3 separate regions of the Homo sapiens genome follow, and all the other regions are linked to region 3. The links are chromatin contacts, found by Hi-C in ENCODE. All regions are on one chromosome and are shown on one strand. The core of a region is the stretch at or near the end of the contact, and the rest is flanking DNA. Distances in the headings are between cores, read along the strand shown. Region 1 holds the start of BLTP3B (bridge-like lipid transfer protein family member 3B). Region 2 holds the start of ACTR6 (actin related protein 6). Region 3 holds the start of POLR3B (RNA polymerase III subunit B).

Region 1 (2,700 bases), core at 179-2,678, 6.2 Mb before region 3:
TACACACACACACACACGCTGCTATACTTTGCTACTTTTAAGAAAAGTGCTATATCTTATTCAGTATTATAAGTGAGGAAAATATTTGCTGAATCACAGAAGTAGAATTCTGTTCCCAATATATAACCTGTGGTATAAGACAATCTGGGGAATCAAGAATTATGTTTACTATACAAGTCTATAATCATACCCGTGTCTTCCCAAAATTAGTTAAAATTAACTTACAAATCGAACAGAAAGGGATCCTAACCAAGGGCTTTGAGTTCGCTGGTAACAACTTGGAACAAGAGCCTACATTTAGCCTGTGTCTTGAGACAAACACGGAGAAGCCAAGAGCAGTAACAAACTGCCAGCCTTACTGAGTCATGTTTCTGACTAAAACCGCGTTATGAAATGGAGAGAATGACATGTCTTGGGTTTAATCACCACAGATGTTAACTCCCTGAATTTTAGAGTTGCAGAGGAAAAAGAGCAAAAACCAAAAAAAAAAAATGTTCAGTAATAATGATGTGGGTCTCATAGGACTCCAGAAAGAACCTGCCAAAGCTGCGAACTCTGCTTATTTACCTAAAACAAATCCTAACTGTGCAAACAGGCACACCCTCTGATGCCACAGAGCGGGAACGCCAAGGTGGGAGGAATTCAGAACAATCACAAGGTTAACGTTCCACTGAGAACACAGCCTCCACTGAGCGTCCACACTGCGCCAGAAGCCCTCGGTTAACGGAACCGCTCTGCTCCAAGGGGAAGGAGCACCGAACTCGAGTTAGAGCCCAGCACATTAACCAGGCACTTGGGTGACGCCAGGCCACCTCCAGCCTCCGCTCAGTACCGCACAGAGCCGAGCCGGGACGCCCCCAGACGCCGCGCCGGGAGCGATCCCAGCCCGCCGCGCTCCGCACTCCGGGCTCCTCCGCGCGCCCACCCTGGGAGAAGACGCGTCAGGGGCCGATTCGTGAGGCCAGCCCCCGGCGCCGCCGGCGACAAGAGATCCGGGGCCGCGACCTCTGCCCCGGCCAGAGCGGGGAAGTCCGAAGGTCGCCTCCCGCACAGCCGCCAGGCGCCGCCGCCCCCGAAGCCGCAGGCTGACTCCAGTGCGGGCTGGGGTGGAGGCCGACTGGCGCCGACACCGAGGCGCTCACTGACCTGGAGAGGTGCTTCAAGATTTGTTTCTTGATGATCCCGGCCATGGTACCGAGGCTGGAGACGCCGCGGTCTCGTCCTGTTGCTCACTGCCTCCTCTCTTCGTGGCCGTCTCCTCTCTGTCCCGGCTAGCCCGGCCGGCGGAGAGGCGCTGATCGCTCACGACCGGGAGAGACCCAAGGCCCCGGCCAAGGCCACAGCCGCCGCCGAGAACCCGGAGCATCACGCTCAGGCCGCCACGGCCGCCGCGGGCGCCATCTTGGCTGCAGCATCACCTAAGAGACTCGGTGGAGGGCGGGGGCGGGGCGGCTCCAGGCGGGGCCGGCACGAGGCGGGGCGGGGCCAACGCCGGCTCTGGGCGGGCTCTGGGCGGGCTCTGGCTGGGCTCTGGCTGGGCTCTGGGCGGGGGCGGGAGGTTTGTGGCATTGGCGCCAGGGTTCTTAGCCCTCGCGACACAGGGCCCTTGACTCTCAATACACCATCCTTCTTGGCCTTAATCCTCCCTCCTTCCCTCTGCTGGTGTTCCCGCCTCCATCGCTGACCCGTCGCTGATTTTTACTTCCACGTCCTACTTCCCTTATTCATTTCCTCAGAATGTTTTTTATTTTTTTGCTTGTTTGTTTTTTTTTTTGAGACAAGTCTTGCTCTGTCACACAGGCTGGAGTCCAGTGGTACGATCTCGGCTCATTGCAACCTCCACCTCCAGGGTTCAAGCGATTCTCCTGCTTCAGCCTCCTGAGTAGCTGGGATTACAGGTGCGCACCACCACGGCCGGCTAATTTTTGTATTATTAGAGACGAGGTTTCACCATATTGGCCAGTAGGTCTCGAACTTCTCACCTCGTGATCCACCCTCCTAGCCTCCCAAAGTGCTGACATTACAGGCGTGAGCCACTGCACCCGGCCTCCTTAGAATGTTTTAAGAATCGGCCATTAACTCCTGTGCTTGCTTTGCTCTCTTGACCTACTCACCTTTCTTCATATTCTTCCTTAGGTTTTTGTTTTTGGTGTTTTTTTTTTTTCTTTTGTTAAGGTGTCCTGCCTTTCCCTTACCTAAATGTGGCAATTTAATGTTTCCTTTGGTTATTGCTATTCTAAGGGAAGTAAAGGTTGACAATGGTTCCTAGTAGTCTAGGACCTAGGAATTAGAAGGTGTATAATTCAAGTCCTGGCTCTGGTATTTTCTAGCTGTGTTATCCTGGGGAAAATAATTTCTTTACTATTAGTTTCATTTTAATCATCTGTGAAATAGATTAATCATCAGCCTTACCCACTTCACTAGGTTGAACCTAAAGGTGTAAATATCATATGAAAAGTTCTGTAAGGAAGGAAGGAAATTGTTGAACTAGGGAAAACTGTTACAATTCTACACCTCCACCCCACCCAATCCCAAACAGAGCTAACATTTTCAGAGATTAAAATGACGACTTCTGTCATCCCAGCACTTTGGGAGGCCGAGGCAGGCAGATCACTTGAGGTCAGGAGTTCAAGACCAGCCTGACCAACATGGTGAAACTCTGTGTCTACAAAAAAAAAATACAAAAATTAGCTGGGCATA
Region 2 (2,700 bases), core at 38-2,537, 6.2 Mb before region 3:
CCGTGGCGGCTCCCGCGCTGCGCACCTGGAAGTGCGCAGGCTGCTCCGCCGCCTCGTCGGCGCGCTGGTAGCTGAAGCAGGCTTCTGCTATGTCCAGGTGGCCGAGGGGCAGCGGGTCGTGGGGGTTCTTGAAGTAGCAGAGGCAGCAGCGGCGCCCGTCCAACACGAACCGACGGCTGCGGTAGCCACGCAGTCGCGCTGGTTCCCGCGCGGTACCCGCCCCGGGCTCTGCAGCCTCCCCATCGCCGTCGCTGCCCTCCTCTGCCCGGGTTCCGGCCCCGGTATGGCTGCCTGCGCGCCAACCGTTTGTTCCCCGGCCCCCGCGCCTTCGCGCTGCGGCTGCTGCGCTCCCTGCCCCCGCGGTGCCCCCTTCCCGCCGCCCCGCTCCTCTCTCAGGCGCTCAAAGTGGCCTGGAATTTGTAGAACGCCCCCCTCCAAGCCCGTTGGCAGTTGTCCTAGCCCGCTGGCCCTTGCCCCCGCCCGCTGGCCGTTGCCCCCGCGACGCCCCGGAAGCCAGGTCCTGCCTCCCGCACCTGCCAAGTCCCCGCCCTGCCGGAGTCTCGCTCTGTCGCCCAGGCTGGAGTGTAGTGGAGCCATCTCGGCTCACTGCAACCTCCGCCTCCCCGGTTCAAGCAATTCTCCCGCCTCAGCCTCCCGAGTACTTGGGATTACAGGCGCCCGCCACCTCGCCCGGCTACTTTTTGTATTTTTAATAGAGACGGGGTTTCGCCGTGTTGGTCAGGCTGGTCTCAAGCTCCTGACCTCAAGTGATCTGCTTGCCTTGGTCTCCTAAAGTGCTGGGATTACAGGCGTGAGCCACCGCGTCCGGCCCAAAAGCCTTTTTTGGATGAGAAAGACTCACTCAGCTTCGTCCTGAAGAGCAAGTGGGCTGGGGAAGAGGAGAGTATGAATGTGAGTCCAAGAGCAAGTTTTGCACTTTTTTCTTCAAAGAATGTCACCGTCTGAAGAATGCGATTGGAAGACACACACACACACACACACACACACACACACGCAGCCGGTTCTCTACAGGATTAGAAAAAACTTGCGCGAATTAATCTGCGTAGTTAAAAACAAATACGAAATGAGCGAGAAAGCACATAGTAGTCAAATCTCGCCACCACATAAACAGGTTAAGTTTGGAAGCACAGCCCCTAACATTCGGTGCTGCTTAGCATCTCCGACTTCCGGCGTCCTCCGTTGCTAAGGTGACCAGAGGCGCGTCCTAACGCTCCGCCCAACAAACCATAGAGTACCGGAAAAAGCTCGAGCAGAGGGGTCGGAAAGGGAAAACAACTACGGCTGCGGTGTGGTTGGTGGTGAGATGACGACCTTAGTGCTGGATAATGGAGCTTACAACGCCAAAATCGGTTACAGCCATGAAAATGTGTCGTAAGTACTTTCTTTCTCCGAGGGACAAGATATATACGCCTAGTGGTTTCATGTGCTACGTTTCATCTCCGGACATCAATGAACTGCAGACACCCCCGCGCGGCCCTGACTTAGCCAGAGGGATTCCCTGGTTGGAGCTGGGTGGGTGATTGTGATGCTTTGAATTGAAATTGATTTTGGTTTTAGTTTTGGGCTGCGAGGCCCCGGAAGTGGGATATATGTTTTATTTCGTAACAGGAAATAGCCAAAGAAAATAGGCTTATAGAGATGCGTTCCTGACAGAAGGGTCCGTAAAGTTCATCAGCCTTTGGAAACTATGGGCACGGTGTTTGGGTGTATGCGGATTTTCCTGGGTACAAGATTATAGGTTTCATTAGATTCTCAAAGGGTTCTATGACCCTCCAAAAGTCTAAAAATCACGGTCTTAGGATCTAGAGGCTTTGAAGACTTTGGCCTACTGGCCGACCTAGTTGGTAAGGTCAATTAAACAGAAGTACTGTTAATACAATGGCATTCATAACATGTATAGTCATAAAATATATGTTTGAATAAATAAGCAAACCTAAAGACACGCCTTTCCTTTATCAAATTAACAGAGCATTAAAAAAAATTCTTTCCTTCCTCCCTCCTTTCCTTCTTTTTCATTTCTTTTGAAACAGAAATGAAAGAGGGAAATCAAACTGAGTAGGAATGTAAATTGTTACAATCTTTCTGGAAAACGTTTTGGCAATGTGTATCATTATCATTGTCACCGAGGCTGGAGTGCCGTGGTGCGATCTCAGCTCACTGCAGCCTGAATTCAAGTGATTCTCCCGCCTCAGCCTCCAGAGTAGCTGGGATTATAGGCGTGCACCACCACTCCCAGCGAATTTTTTGTATTTTTGTTAGAGACGGGGTTTCATCATGTTGGCCAGGCCGGTCTCGAGCCCCTGGCCTCAAGCAGTCTACCCGCGTTGGCCTCCCAAAGTGCTGGTATTAGGGGCGTGAGCCCTACACCCAGCTGACAAAGCAATTTTTTTTTTTTTTTTTGGAGAGGGAGTCTGGCTCTCTTGTCCAGGCTGGAGTGCAGTGGCACGATCTCGGCTCGCTGCAACCTCTGCCTCCCGGGTTCAAGCCATTCTCATGCCTCAGCCTCCCAAGTAGCTGGGACTACAGTTGCGCACCACCACGCCTGGCTAAGTTTTGTATTTTTAGTAGAGACGGGGGTTTCACCATTTTGGCCATGCTGGTCTGGAATTCCTGACCTCGTGATCTGCCTGCTTCAGCCTCCTAAAGTGCTGGGATTACAGGTGTGAGCCACCGCACCGG
Region 3 (2,700 bases), core at 192-2,691:
AAGTAAATTGTAAGAACTTCAAAGGCAGGGTTGATTCTACTTTTGGTGTTTTTTCCATTCTTCTCGTATTTCAGATATCAGTGCAATACTTAGAAAATACGGCCGGGCGCGGTGGCTCACGCCTGTAATCCCAGCTACTCGGGAGGCTGAGGCAGGAGAATGGCGTGAACCCGGGAAGCGGAGCTTGCAGTGAGCCGAGATTGCGCCACTGCAGTCCGCAGTCCCACCTGGGCGACAGAGCGAGACTCCGTCTCAAAAAAAAAAAAAAAAAAAAAAAAAAAGAAAATACAAGTACTGAAATTTAAGTAGCTCTTTAGTAAATAAGAATAATTAACCTGGTGCAAGGGTTCTACCTTTATGAGGGAGAAATTGGAAAGCATATATGTACTTACAAATTTTCATAACTTTTCTTATCGTTGTAAAATATACATAAAACTTAGCATTTTAACCCTTTAAAATGATGTACAGGTCAGCAGCATTAAATACATTCACACTGTTGTGCAACCATCACCATTCTCCATTTACAGAACTTTTGCATCTTCCCAAACCGAAACTCCGTACCCATTAATTAATTGGTGCATTTTGCCTTGTTTTTTCTAATAGGATTTTTCTTTCTGTTGATTTGTATGAGCTCATTTTAAATTAGAGAGACCAGCCCTTTGTCTTCTGCCAATTTATTTTTTATTAATTCTATTTGTTGGTGATTTTTTAAAATCTGTTCAGAAAATTAAAAATTTTCCGTGGAATCATAAAATCGTGTTTAGATTATAAAATCCTTTATGATTTGACTGTTGCCGTCTTGAAAGTCTTCAACATCTCAATGTTATGAATATCTGCACTTACATTTTCTTCTAAGTTTTTGTTAACATTTCAATATTTAATCCACAAAAGATTCACTTACATGTATTTTTTCCCCAAATGGGTAATCAGCTCTTCAAACATTATTTACTGGACAGGCCATCCTTCCCCTACTAACGTAAATGTCATCTTTTCATATTAAATTTCTCCATGCGCTGGGTATTTACTCCTACATCTTCCATCTAGTGCTTTTGAGAATTTTCAACACTCTTCCATTACACGCATGTACCATCATTTATTTAATCAATCTTCTATTGGTAGGCATTTGGGACGTTTCCTGCTCTTCCATACTAAACAATGCATAGAATTTTGGACTACATTAAATAATTCTCTGCCTCAGTGGTTCAAGTTGCGTAAATTATGCGTTTACACTTTTCTTCGGATTACTTTTAAAATGACAACCACTATGTTTTGCTGGTCTCAATTACCAGAGAATTGGCAAGAAACCTGACAGCTGGGGCTTAGGATTCCCTGCGCCAGACCTCCGAGCTACACCAGAGGGCGTACTTTCCTTACTCGGCCTCGGCCACATCCGGGTTCCACCGCAGATTCGGGCAGGGAGCGGGCGGAACCTTTCTACCGCGTCTCTAGCTAACACGCACGGCGGGGACAGTTTAGGCCTCCGCGCACCGTTCGCCGGGAGTCTTGCAGTTTGCTTGGTGCAGGGAAGGCGGGCGCGGAGGTTCTATCTGTTTCTTCCTCCTTCGTGAGCAGCATGGACGTGCTAGCGGAGGAGTTTGGGAACCTGACTCCGGAGCAGCTGGCGGCGCCGATCCCGACTGTAGAGGTCAGTGCCAGGCACGCAGGGAGCGTCAGGGACAAGGATGCGCCCTGAGGGGGCGTTGCCCGGAGTGCTCGGGCCGCCAAGGGGGCGGGCTGGCGGTTTGTGCGCATGCGCCGGGCTTCTGCGCATGCCCAGAGCGTCGCGCTTGCGAGTCTTTTTTCCAGAGCCGGCCTCCGCGTGCGCGAGTGAAGGCTGATCCCAGAGGAGCTGTCAGCCGCTGCGGGGGCCGAGAAGCCCCGCTGCTGGCTCTAGGGTTGGAGCTCTTCCAGCATAGGTGTGCGTGGGGAGGACTGACCCTCGCACTTACTGTGGGGGACGTATTGCATGTTTGCAGTCTTACAGAGGACACGGGGCCAGGGAGCTCAGGCCATTTGCATGAGGCACCACAGCCGGCTGTGGGGGTAAAACCAGATCGTCTGAATTCCAAGCTAGTCATCTTTCCTTTTAACTTGAAGTTCCAGTTTGGGTTGCAGGGGAATTTTAAACGCCCTCAATATTTACTAAAGAATTTGCCTGTGTGTTTTCTGGGGGAGAGACTCCACAGCTTTCATCAGCTTCTCGGAAGTTAAGGACAGCTGCCCCACAGCGAGCTGCCCAGTGAAGTGCGGCTGTCGACATATTTTGTTATCTGATAAGGCACATTTTGTAATCTCTCTGAGCCTCAAAATCTACACTGACGTGGAATAGGGAAGTGGAGACGTGGCCGGAGAAGATAGCAAAGGAGAGATTTCAGGGAAAGAGAACAGGATACTTGAAACCTCCTCGGCAAGACCATTGGATGTTTTTGAGGAAGGAAAGTAAATCCAGTAGTATTAGAGTGAAGAAAAATAGAGGAGAAGAGATAAAAGACAGGGTTAAGTAAGGGTCTTGATTATGAAAAGTTTCAATAAACATCTGACAGAGCTTGGACTTTGTCTTGGAGCAGAGCTTTTGAAGGGTTTAAGCAGGAAAGTGACATGATCAGTAAGTCTATCGGATTATAAGAACCTCCTTGGCTAGGCGTGGTGGCCTGTAATACCAGTAGTTTGGGAGGCCAAGGCGGGCGGATCACTTGGGCT

Evidence for each region. Hi-C counts contacts between places; a loop is a spot of excess contacts on that map. Pooled maps may share reads with other maps.
Region 1: a pooled map shows a loop between it and region 3 (13-fold over the local background). The contact joins the promoter of BLTP3B here to the promoter of POLR3B in region 3. A Hi-C loop is called at or near these places in 6 of 50 pooled maps.
Region 2: a loop to region 3 is called in a pooled map, with 18 times the contacts of the local background. The contact joins the promoter of ACTR6 here to the promoter of POLR3B in region 3. A Hi-C loop is called at or near these places in 6 of 50 pooled maps.

The regions. Positions count from the first base shown.
Region 1 is chr12:100,141,446-100,144,145 of GRCh38, forward strand. BLTP3B (bridge-like lipid transfer protein family member 3B) reads right to left here and starts at 1,429. Exons shown (of 21, transcript NM_015054.2): 1 at 1,147-1,429. The coding sequence starts at 1,190. BLTP3B-DT (BLTP3B divergent transcript) reads left to right here and starts at 1,610. Exons shown (of 2, transcript NR_186018.1): 1 at 1,610-1,898. RefSeq lists silencers at 844-1,093, 1,414-1,593 and an enhancer at 974-1,737.
Region 2 is chr12:100,199,528-100,202,227 of GRCh38, forward strand. It overlaps ACTR6 (actin related protein 6), which reads left to right and starts at 1,288. Exons shown (of 11, transcript NM_022496.5): 1 at 1,288-1,392. The coding sequence starts at 1,325. RefSeq lists a silencer at 232-591 and enhancers at 1,084-1,378, 1,352-1,551, 2,396-2,700.
Region 3 is chr12:106,356,307-106,359,006 of GRCh38, forward strand. POLR3B (RNA polymerase III subunit B) reads left to right here and starts at 1,442. Exons shown (of 28, transcript NM_018082.6): 1 at 1,442-1,645. The coding sequence starts at 1,574.